Regions from separate parts of the Homo sapiens genome. Here region 1 is linked to region 2. Evidence: chromatin contacts called from ENCODE Hi-C data. All regions are on one chromosome and are shown on one strand. Each heading gives the region's core, a stretch centred on a gene start or an enhancer-like site at or near the end of the contact. The rest is flanking DNA. Distances are from core to core; before and after follow the strand shown. Region 1 holds the start of TOM1 (target of myb1 membrane trafficking protein). Region 2 holds the start of PRR14L (proline rich 14 like).

The links. A loop is a pair of places that touch in the nucleus more often than their neighbours do. Pooled maps may share reads with other maps.
Region 1: a map of psoas muscle shows a loop between it and region 2 (7-fold over the local background). The contact joins the promoter of TOM1 here to the promoter of PRR14L in region 2. A Hi-C loop is called at or near these places in 2 of 168 maps with a recorded cell type or tissue (naive thymus-derived CD4-positive, alpha-beta T cell and psoas muscle), 1 of 37 single-sample maps with no recorded cell type and 9 of 50 pooled maps.

Annotation. Positions count from the first base shown.
Region 1 is chr22:35,296,576-35,302,846 of GRCh38, reverse strand. TOM1 (target of myb1 membrane trafficking protein) reads right to left here and starts at 2,953. Exons shown (of 15, transcript NM_005488.3): 1 at 2,867-2,953. The coding sequence starts at 2,918. RefSeq lists enhancers at 1,288-1,809, 2,220-2,379, 2,333-2,855, 2,780-2,929, 2,856-3,378.
Region 2 is chr22:31,747,658-31,753,639 of GRCh38, reverse strand. PRR14L (proline rich 14 like) reads left to right here and starts at 3,508. Exons shown (of 9, transcript NM_173566.3): 1 at 3,508-3,647. RefSeq lists enhancers at 3,283-3,577, 3,067-3,626, 3,866-4,498.

The DNA of each region.
Region 1 (6,271 bases), core at 1,704-4,203, 3.5 Mb before region 2:
GGATTAACTCAAACTCTTAATTCTACTTTTGGAGCCTCTTCAGCTTTGGTTTAAATTTCAATGACTCAGTTTTGCTGTCAATTTACTGGGGTCTTGGATGAGTCACAGCCTCCACTTTCCCCTCTCTGGACCTTAGTCTCCGCCAGTGTAAAATGAAGGGGATGGGCTGGAACAGCATTAGCATTACCCGGGAACTCAACAGAAATTCACATTCTAGGCCGGACACGGTGGTCATGCCTGTAATCCCAGTACTTTGGGAGGCTGAGGTGGGTGGGTCACCTGTTCAGGTTTGAGACCAGCCTGGCCAACATGGAGAAACCCCATCTCTATTAAAAATACAAAATTAGTCGGGTGTGGCGGAGCGTGCCTGTAATCCCGGCTACCTTGGGAGGCTGAGGCAGGAGAATCGCTTGAACCCGGGAGGCGGAAGTTGCAGTGAGCCAAGATGGTGCCATTGCACCCCAGCCTGGGCAACAAGAGCGAAACGCAGTCTCAAAAAAAAAAAAAAAAAAAAAAGAAAAAGAAAAAGAAAAAGAAAAAAAAAGAAATTCACATTCTAGAGTCCCACCGCAGACCTGGAGAGTCAGAAACTCTGGGGTTGGGGCCCCGACATTATTTAACAAGCCCTCCTAGGAATTCTGATGAGAACCACTGGGTTAGAAGATCCCCAAGGTAAGGCTCTTTTACCTGCAAAATTCCATTTGTGCTTTAAGGTATTATGATTTAGTAGCATTCTCTTTGCACAGAAGTATTTCTTGCCCAAGAAAGGCAACGCTTCAAGGTAAGAAGAGAAGTTTGCTTTGATTAGCTGAAATCCAGAACCCAGGTGAGCTTTTCCAGAAAGCCTTAAGAGTATGTGGCTGACTTTGAAGCCAGGTCTTTTATTTACTTGTTTATTTTTAAGTAGTAAGTCTTAAACTTGGCATGTGATAAAAGCAGTGGTTTCTGTAGTCAGAGAAATATAGATGAGAGGAGAGCTGCCTTCTCTTTTCAGCTCCAAAAAACCATGACTCACTGTGGGGTGGGTGTGTGTCCGGGGAGGGCAGGGGTCCTTTGAGAGGGCAGTTCCTCTCCCTGGTTCAGGAGCTTCCTGGTGTGTAAATCCTGGACTGCCACCTCCCCCTTGGAGAGCATTGATTACAAAACCTCGGAAGAGCCACCGACAGCCACGGTGGCGATTACAACACAGAGCCGGGTCGACAAGCTTTCGTGAGGTTTCGCAAGACACTAAGAATGGAAAATATGTCTCATCTTAAAGTTTTCCCAGTCTGGACTTAAGACGAAAAGTCGTCATCAAAAAAGATGAAGAGTAATTTCACGGTAATGCGATGGTTTCTTCATGCAAGAATGCGGAACACCCAAACCATCCTCCGGAGAAGTGTGGCTGTTTGGGTGAAGGCATGTCGGTTCTCATGGTGTTGGTGCCCAAGAATGAGCACCTATGAGATCTACTGCCAAGCGATTTCCAGGGATTCCTAACCTTCACTTGGTGATCTCAGGAACAACGTGTGTGTGTAAATACATATAATATATATGTATGTGTATGTATATGTATGTTTGTATGTGTATATTTTTATATATATGTGTGCGTGTGTGTGTGTGTATGTGTATGTGTTTCAAGAGATGGGCTCTCCCTGCGTCGTCCAGGCTGGAGTACAGTGGCGCCATCAGGGCTCACTGCAGCCCTGACCTCCCAGATCCAATAAATCCTCCCAGCTCTGCCTACCGAGTGGCTGGGTGCACAGGCACGCACCACCACGCCCGGCTAATTTCTGTATTTTTTTTTTTTTTTTTTTTTGTAGAGACGGGGTCTCGCCATGTTGCCCAGGCTGGTCTCGAACTCCTGGGCTCAAGCGATCTGCCCGCCTTGGCCTCCCAAAGTGCTGGGATTACAGGCGGGAGCCACCGTGCCCAGCCCAGTGATAATAAATATTACAACTGTTTTTTTTTATATGGCACTGGCCATGTACCAGGCATTGTTCTAAGTATTTCACATTTATTAAGGAATTTAATCTTCACAACAAGCCCACGGAGGTGGGGACCATTATTGCCCGCCAACTACAGGTGAGGAAACCTCGGCCCAGGGAGGCTGCGTCACAGAACTGTGAGTATCCTGTCACCAGGGTGCAGAGAACCACGGACCAGCAGACAGGCGCCAGGTGCCCTGGGCTTGGCTTGGCCCGAGTTCCCGGCTGCCCCACCTACGGAGCACCGAGATGGGCTGACCAGGAGGGTTTGTCCGACCACTGTCTGCTCAGGTTCTGAGAGTCTGTGCGGGTCCATTTGAGGTTGGGTCGAGAAAAGAGCCCAGGCGGACACGTCCTGAGACCCGGGTCTGTGAGGCCTGGCCGCGGGCTGTCCGGCGCTGGGCCCCTCTGGCCAGTTGGCCCCAAGACGCCAAGCCCGGGGCTTCGCGGTCCTGGGAGAAGGGACTTCTAGCCCTTCTCAGGTGTCTGTGTCCGGAGGGCCCGGTGAGCCAGGAAGGAGCTGGCCAGAGCCCAGGCGGCGGGACCCAGCAGAGTGGCCCAGCCACTGCCAACCACGCAGTCCCTTTAACCACGAAAACTTTCTCCCTCGATTGGGGACCCCAGCAGACGCACATTGGCTGCGCCGTGGGCATCCGGACCCACCCTCTCTCCTTACCTACTGGCTGTCATATACATCTATCACAAGCCAAGGCTTCCTAATGGCCCAAGTTCTTGTCAATCAAGAGTGGGAGGAAAGCTGGGCGGAGCCAGGTCGGAGAGCTACACGCCAGCCTCCTTGCCCTCCCTGCCTCCGTGACTAGGCACCCGGAGGCTTCCCAGGGGACCGAAGCTGGGTGCGGAGCACCGGGGCGGAGCTGTGGGGGGCTCCAGGGACTCACCGATGCGCTGTCCCACTGGAGAGCTGAACGGGTTCCCCAGGAGAAAGTCCATTGCTGCTACCGCCGCTGCCACCAACCCCGGGAATCAGCTGACAGCAACCGCCAGCGCCACCGACCCGTCACGTGACGCACTCGGAGGCCGGCGAGGAGGCGTGGGCGGGGCGGTGGCACCGCGAAGCTCGACCACAAGCCCCGCCCTGAGACGCCAGGGTCCCGCCCCCGAGGCGGAGGGCGATGACCTCACTGCGGCTTGCTCGGCGGCGGCGGGCGTCACACACGATGTAGGGTCTGGGGTCGGGGCCCGGGAAGCGCGGTCCTCTTTAAGCCACGCCCCTGACCTTTTAGGGCGAGGTCTAAAGGACCCTTTACACATTTGGGAAACTGGGTCGTAGACCAGGGAAGTGACTTGGGTGAGTTACACAGAAGCCGAGACTCTTAGGGTCATAGCCCTTAGTCCTTGGGACCTCACTGTGACTGCACACCTACCCTGGGTGACAGCCTCTCTGGGCTGTTGTCTCCTTGTCCCGGTAAGACTCTTCCTGTTTGATGTCAAGGTCTCCCCGCTCCAAGATGCACCCTGCTCGCAGCCCAAATTATCTTACCTTAAATCAGAGGCAAGGGCAAGGGGTTTGTCATCTGTTGAGACTGAGAGGCAATTTAATGAATTGCAGCGCAATTCCCTCTAGCGCCCAGGATGGCAAAAAGCACAGATGTAGTCACGAGTGGGGCTTTAATACCCGTCTCTGCCATAAATTTACTGTGTGAGCCAAACATAGCTCCCATTTTCTCTAGATACTGGAATTAGATCAAGGACTCGTAACCATTTTTAAAAAATATTTTATTTAGGTCACAGTCTCCTTTGAGAATTTGACAAAAGCCATGAGCCTTTCTGAAGAAAAAAGGCAGCGATACAATTTTGCTTATAACCTCAGGGAGTTTCTGGGGTCCCTGAAGTACAACCGTGGACCCCAAGCTAAGAATCTCAAAGGCCTTTCCCAGCGTTGTGATTCTAATCTCTTCAGCCTTCCTGGCTGTGTGTGGTGTGTCTGCTGACACCTACACACTAGATACCTATCTATGGGTTATGACCTTTTCTTCTGGCATGTACTCCAAAAATACAATAACCATGGCCTTAGTAGTCTGGCTACTGTGGGTGCTTAAGTACTTATTGTGATGTTTGTGGTTTTTAAATCTGAAAGGCTAGTAAATTGACTGCACAAATTTTGGATGACAGAAAACCTAAATTAAGCAAGGTGTGGTGGCTCACGCCTGTAATCCCAACATTTTGGGAGGCTGAGGCAGGTGGATCACCTGAGGTCAGGCATTCAAAACAAGCCTAGCCAACATGGTAAAATGCCGTCTCTACTAAAAATACAAAAATTAGCCAGGTGTGGTGGTACACGCCTGTAGTCCCAGCTACTTGGGAGGCTGAGGCATGAGAATTGCTTGGACCCAGGGGGGCAGAGATTGCAGTGAGCTGAGATCGTGCCACTGCACTCCAGCCTGGGTGACAGAGTAAGGCTGTGTCTTAAAAAAAAAAACAAACCTAAATTAGAACTTAATCACCTCTGTAGATTCACTTGTTTGAGCAGCCATGGGGTCCGATGTCTTTACTGTACAATATAAAAACTGCTTTGAAGTGTTTCCACAACACTCATGAGACCTGTTCACAAATGCCTTTGCCCCCACGAGTCTGGATGTCCCTGGGGGCTGGGCTACTATTTCTGTTTTGCTCCCCACTATTGTCTAACCCAGTAACTAGCACATGAAAGCTTAAATAGATCTACGTTTCAGTAATGGTATTTGGAGTATAAGCGGGGAGAAGGCCATTTAAGATGACCTTCAGGTCAAGGCACTTTCCATGTCTTTCTTCACTTAACCTTATTGCTTGGTCATATGGAGTTATGTTTAGCATGAACTTCTTTTGGATTCTTCCATTAACCTTTATTTATTTATTTTTAGAGGCAAAGTCTCACTATGTTGCCCAGGCTGGTCCTTGAACTTCTGAGCTCAAGTGATCCTCCCACCTCAGCCTCCCAAAGCCCTGGGTTACAGGCATGAGCCACCATCTCTGGCCCTTCCTTTAAGCTTTTAACAAGTTCTTGTAAACTTTATTCATGGTAAAAAAAAAAAAAAAAAAAAACAAAAAAAAACAAAAACAGAGACAACTCATATGCCCCCAAACAGGAAGTGGAATCATAAACTCCATGCAGGCTGGGCACGGTGGCTCACACCTGTAATCACAGCACTTTGGGAGACCCAGGCAGGCAGATCACGAAGTCAGGAGATCAAGACCATCCTGGCTAACACGGTGAAACCCCATCTCTACTAAAAAAATAGAAAAAATTAGCTGGGCGTGGTGGTGGGCGCCGTGGTGGGCGCCTGTAGTCCCAGCTACTCGGGAGGCTGAGGCAGGAGAATGGCGTGAACCTGGTAGGCGGAGCTTGCAGTGAGCAGAGATTGCACCACTGCACTCCAGCCTGGGAGACAGAGCGAGACTCCGTCTCAAAAAAAAAAAGAAAAACAACTCCATGCAAACTGATTACTATATAGCTATTGAAACAGAAATGGAAGTATATGGATTTATTTATTTATTTATTTTTAAAGACAGAGTCTCTGTCACCCAGGCTGGCGTACAGTGGTACAACTGTAGCTCACCGTAGCCCTGATCTCCTGGGCTCAAGTGTCTTCCCACTTCAGCCTCTTGAGTAGGTGGGACTGCAGATGCATGCCACCATACCTGGCTAATATCTTTTAGTTTTTGTAGAGATGGGGTTTTGCTATATTCTCCAGGCTGGTCTCAAACACCTGGCCACAAATGATCCTCCTGACTTAGTCTCCCAAAGTGCTGGGATTACAGACACGAGCCACTGCACCTGGCCAGTATATGGATTTTATCAACATAGTAGATAGGGATGTAAATGGCAAACATTAAAGTTAGTACAAAACTGATTAAAACTGTCTTTAAAAAGTGTGCTAATAAGGAGCAAACTGATTTAGTAAAAAGTGTTTCAATTTACTTTTTAAGTGTTTTAGTAAAATTAATATCATGCCTTACTGAGGGTTAAAATGTTCAAATTTCTTAAGATTGACAGTCTGCATAAATGTAATCTATTAAATCCTTTAAGTGCTTACAGACAAAAATCAAGATACCTTGCCTTCAAAATTTAAAGACAATAGTATGACAAGAGTGAAAGCCAGCTAGATACCCGAACAATGCAAAGATCTGAGACAGCATTCCCACAATCACATTCGCTCAGGACTTGAGATAATGGAAAGCATTCTGATGAATTATAGACATGATTTAAATCTGAAAGTAGCTTGGGGTAGAAAAGAGCCTAGGGTTTGGGGTCAGCTGTTTCACTGTTCTTAATCTGCCTTTGCCATTTACTAGCAGTATAAACT
Region 2 (5,982 bases), core at 2,259-4,758:
CTCATGTGGCCTCATTGGGCAGCTAAGAGGCGCCAACGAGAGTTTCTGGGAGGACTTCTGTAAAATGCAAGGGGCTGAGCACGCGAGAGTTAGGGTGATGGCCTCTGCTGGGAAGTGTCCACTTACGGGGGGCTTTTCAAACCCTTGCAAACTCTAAACGACGTTCTGCGCCCCTCAGGTTATTAATAAGAATGGCTGCCGTGGCTTCATAGTCCTTATGTAATCATTGCATCCCTATTACCTGATGGATGCAGGAGGCAGATACTATCCTATTTCACAAACCAGGAAACAGCCTGAGGACACAAAACCCTTCAGAAGGAAGCAAGGACGAATCCTGACCCGTTCCCAGAACGGGGCCTTTAACCAACATCCTTTGGTCATACCCAGGGCACTGCCTAAACTCGCGTCTGTCAGGATATCTTTCTCTCCAAGCAGAAAACCAGAGAGCTGGGTGGGCTGGGTCAGGCTCTGGCCAAGGACTCCTGACAATTGCCAGCTCCGCCTGCTGCCACTGATACCCCCGCCCCCTAGTCCAGTCCACCGTTTCTGACCTGAGCGGCAGCAACTCGATAGGGACTCCCTGCTTCCCCTCTTGAAGCCAGAGAGACCTTATAACTAGAATCGGTGTCTTGGGTCACGCCTCTCCTCTGCTGCTTCTAATCACACTGACTGCTAAATCTAAACGACACAGCACTTGTCTTAAATTTCTTTATATCTTTAATACTAACAGTGCCCATTTCTTACGGATTTGGAAAACTTAAAAATGTTGAAAGAAAAAACATGTTACACTGTAGTGAAAGATTCTGCAGTGGACCAAGGGGACCCTGGGACAGGACAAGCAACGTTCTTAAGCATGGATGCCTTTATGTTGGGACTCAGGAGAAGTTAGGTAAATAATGCAAGTGTTAAGTAATTGCAATTTTTTTGTTTGTTTGTTTTTTTGTTTTTGTTTTGAGATGAGGTCACCCTCACCCAGGCTGGAGTGCAGTGGCATGATCCCGTCTCACTGCCATCTCTGCCTGCCTGGCTCATGCGATCCTCCCACCTCAGCCTCCTAGTAGCTGGGATTACAGGTGCATGCTCAGCTAATTTTTGTATTTTTTGTAGAGACGGGGTTTTGCCATGTGGCCCAGGCTGGTCTCAAACTCCAGAGCTCAAGTAATCCGTCCGCCTTGGCCTCCCAAAGTTCTGGGATTACAGGCACCAATCACTGTAGCCGGGCCTTTTTTTTCCCCCAAGACCAGGTCTAGCTCTGTTGCCAAGGCTGCAGTGCAGTGGTTCTATCATAGCTCACTGCAACCTCAATTTTCTGGGCTCAAGTGATTCTTCTGCCTCAGCCTCCCAAGGGACTGGGACTACAGGCCAAGCCACCACTCCTGGCTGAAATTGTTTATCTTGTAATAAAACATATGTGATACAGTGGATTGCAACAGTTACAAAATTTTTTAAGAATAACAATGTTATGTTAAAAAATGTTTCTATGTTGCCACTTCAGGAGATACACCTAGATCCCCCAAGATAGTTTTTGTCTTTAGCAATGGTGGTTGATGGGACATTCTTCCATCCCTGGGGAAGCTAATAGGATTCTCTCTTCTTAGCCCTCAAGGGAATTTGATTCCTTCTCCTGAGAGATGTCCATAATGGGACATCTTAAAAAGGCAAATTTTTTTTTTTTTTTGAGACGGAGTCTCCCTCTGTCGCCCAGGCTGGAGTGCAGTGGCCCGATCTCGGCTCACTGCAACCTCTGCCTCCCGGGTTCATGCCATTCTCCCGCCTCAGCCTCCCGAGTAGCTGGGACTACAGGTGCCCGCCACCACGCCTGGCTAATTGTTTATAATTTTTAGTAGAGAGGGGGTTTCACCGTATTAGCCAGGATGGTCTTGATCTCCTGACCTCGTGATCCGCCCGCCTTGGCCTCCCAAAGTGCTGGGATTATAGGCTTCAGCCACCACGCCCGGCCAAAAGGCAAATATTTTAACTTTTTAATTTGGCAACTCTCATAAAGAAACTCTGAAGGCCAGGAGTGGTGGCTCACGCCTGTAATCCCAGCACTTTGGGAGGCCGAGGCAGGCGGATCACTCGAGGTCAGGAGTTCAAGACCAGCCTGGCCAACATGGTGAAACCCTGTCTCTACTAAAAATACAAAAATTAGCTGGGCATGGTAGCATGCGCCTGTAATCCCAGCTACTCAGGAGGCTGAGGCTGGAGAATCTCTTGAACCTGGGAGGCAGAGGTTGCAGTGAGCCGAGATCCTACCACTGCACTCCAGCCTGGTGTCAGAACGTGGCCCCGTCTCAAAAAAAAAAAAAAGAAAGAAAGAAACGAAACTTTGAAGCATTCAATTTTTTTTTTTTTTTTTTTTTTTGAGACAGTGTCTTGTTTTGTTGCCCAGGCTGGAGTGCAGTGGGGGCACCATCATAGCTCAATGCAGCTTCAAACTCCTGGGCTCAAACGATCCTCCTGCTTCAGGCTCCCCAGTAGCTAGGAGCACAGGTGCATCAACACCTGAGCAATTTTTGTTTTGTTTTGAGAAAGAGTCTTGCTGTGTCATCCAGGCTGGAGTGCAGTGGCACTATCACTGCTCACTGCAGCCTCAACCTTCCAGCCTCAAGTGATCTTCCTGCCTCAGCCTCCAGAGTAGCTGGGATTACAGGCACACATCACCAGACCCAGCTGTTTGTTTTTTGGCAGAAACGATGTCTCACTATGTTGCCCAGGCTGGTCTCAAACTTCTGGGCTGAAGTGCTTCTCCCGCTTTCGCCTCCCAAAGTGCTGGATTACAGGCGTGAGACACCGCGCCTGGTCGATTTCTATTTTTTAACACAAAGCCGTATTATTTGGGGCAAGTCGATTTCATTATCTGGACCTCAATTCTTCCACTGGATAAACATTTCTTCCTTCCTTCAAATGTCCATTGAGCGTCTAGTTTTGTGCCGGACACTGCTCTTGGTGCTGAGCATTAAGTGATGAACAAAACAGACAAGGTGGAGGAAGATAAATGATAAACAAGTCAATAAAGAGATGAGACATAGAAATTTCAGCTAGTGTTAAAGCTATGAAGAAAATAAAACAAGGTTCTGTAACCAACTGGAGGCAGAGGTGCCATTTATTTAGTGGTCAGTGTGATTAGAAGAAGCAGAGGAGTGTCATGACCCAAAACACTCTTTCCAGTAGAATAAGATCTCTCGGGCTGCCAGAGTGGAAGCAGGCAGGCCCTTAGAATTGTAGCCGTCCAGACTAGAAAAACGGTGGACTGGAACAGGGTGACAGCAGCGAAGGCCGGCACTGGGTCCTGTGGCTCAGCAGGAGCAGAACCAAAAGTTGTGTTTCCCTTTAAGAGTTTGAGCCGCAGGGGCGGGGTTGAGGGAGGCTGGGGCTAGCAGAGGGCGGGAGGTCAGAATCAGGAAGAGCCTTCCCTTGGAGTGCGCGCGCGCGGTGCGGGGGCGGGATTTGGGCGAGTCCGCATGGCTGGCTCGGGCCCCGGATGAGGAAGTGCAGGGGGACCATAGAGACGAAGAGGTGGCGGCGGCCGGAGCGCCCCCGGCCTCTGTCGGCTCCGTAGGCTCAGGTAGACCTGGCGACGACGGGGCTGCAGCTGCAGGGGCTGAGCTGGCTGGGCAAGCGCGGGCCGCGGAGGAGGTCTCAGGGTAAGAGGCCGGGACTGGAAGGCTTCGGGCGTAGCCGCCCCGCCCCACTCCGCCCTAAAGGGACCCTCCGCCGGGTGGTGCTGCTAAAGGGGAGTCCAGGCCCCCCGCCCTCTCGGGGCGCGGAAAGGAACCAAGGCTGCCCTGTGGGCGGCGGAACGACCCAGGGAGAGGGAGGAGACCAGGCCCCGCGTCGCTAGAGAAAAGCGGCTTCTCCGAGTCATGGCTCCGACGCGGGAGAGAGACTCCTCTTCAACCTCGATACAACAGGGATCCCCCAACTTATCTCCTCGGAGAGGACGACGCCCCTTATCGGAGGCGTACGCTCTTTCTTAGCGCTCATCCGTTGGTCAGCAGAGGGAGACCCACTCCCAGGGTTCGAGGGGGATTCTGAACTTATCCTGAGGAGGAGTAAAAGATAACCCCTAAATGAGACCTTTCCCCCAACTTTGGTCAGCGTCACCCAGGTGAAGAGTGAGACCCAACTTGCCTGAAAGTGACAGAGGGGATCTTTCTTCCCAGTAAGAAAGAGACTTACCTTCCTCCTTTATTTTTCGCCTGTACCCCAAGATACGGAGAGGAAGACCTTGAAATTTTACTTTATGGTATCAGAAATCAACCTTTCTCCCTCTCCCCTCGTGATGTCCACAGAGAGACCCTCGCTTCTCTTCTTCCCTTTAAGCCTCTTGGTGTGCAGTGAGCTCCTTTCCCTTGCATTATTAAGAGCATGGCTTTTGGAGTGTAATCGTTGCAAACCTGGGTCTCTCACTTAACGTCTTTGTGACCTTGACTATTTGTTTAACTTGTCTGAATCTCAGTCCATCTCCAATTTGGGTTCTGTTTTCTTAGAATTGTCATGCGGGCTAAGGGAGCATTTGTGTAAATACTAGTTATATAGTAAGCTTTTGGTAAGCTGTTGCTATTACTATTACTTAATCTGTTAAAAAAGAAAACTAATATCTTGCACAGAGAAGCATATTTTTCCATGCATGCCCCTCGCAGCCTCCATCACAAGTGTTCAACCATCCTTTCTCACTGGAGTGGAAGACTCCCTCCCACTTAGGGGTTAGAGAAAGAGACACTTCCAGTCCCCTTAGATCCTGCTGTTCAATACTTTCCCAAATTAACAAAGAGGGCCTCACTGAAAATAATCAGTAAAAAAAAGACTTAGCTTTTGGAAACAGGTCTGTGCTCTTAAGAGAAAGTGAGACCTGATGCCAGACGCCAGCACTTCCTTTGTCCACAGAAGGTATCACTTCTTCCTGACTGGTTAGAGATGCCCTCTCCCACTTCCCTGACTTACTGTAGTGACAAAAAATCTTCCATCTGCACATCCTTCCCACCCCCCCAAGTGGGCGATTCCATATTCTTCCTGTCTTTTGCTCTCCCAAGAAAATGAAGACTCTATACCTTTGAGGAGAGATCTCTTCCCTCTTGTATATGGAAAATGACACAGATTGTTTCTTTTCTCCTTTTCCTTTATAAAACAGAGGAAAATCTTTTATACAGGAAGCCTCTGTCAGTAGAAATCAGGAGCATTTTCCAGTTTCACTCCTTACGTGGAGACAGGGATCCTTTTTCTGGATGTTATTAAAGGGAGGAAATGGGAAATAGTCCTTGATGCTTTAGAGATTTTCTGCACGCTCCATGTTGAAGCGCTTGCCCTGTTTAGTGTATGAACTTCCCTGCCTCACTTTTGGTTTGTCTTGGGATTTTATTAAAAAACTCTTCTTTCTTTGTTTCTCAAGAAGAGGCCCATTCTCCAAATTCCCTCTTGGAGGGAATGGCTACAATGTCTGAATCTTTGGAAAAGAAAGCCCCTTTCTCAAGGTGAAAAGAGTGTTGTGAGCTTCTGAGGGCCTGGTCATTATTGTGAGTATTGTTCCTGAAGCAAGCATGGCAGCGCCTAGTGTTATTAACAGCCCCTATGCATTGGAATTAAAGGGAGGGGAGACTTTCAGATTCGGGATTATTGAGGCACACGGTTTTATGTTCTGTTTTTTTTTTGCTTGTTGCTGTAAATTTTGTACCTCCAGAACTTTTGTTTTGGGGAGTGTTTGAATGACTAAAAGTTGCCACTTTGTCAGGTTTTTAGTGTTATAAAATGTATTCTGATGAGATTGAGAGCAACAATGTTAATCCTTCACTGGTAGGTTTGTTTTCCTGTTTTTGTTTTTTTTTTTTTTTGGTGGGATAGGAATTAACACTGCCAAATTACCTGAAAGCACACTAAAGAAACGCTTACCATCTTTTTTTGTATGTAAAGTGTTCTTAAATTACCTCAAACGCCGTTGAGTAATTGCAGAGGGGATTAGTGGGAGCTCTATACCACCATTGT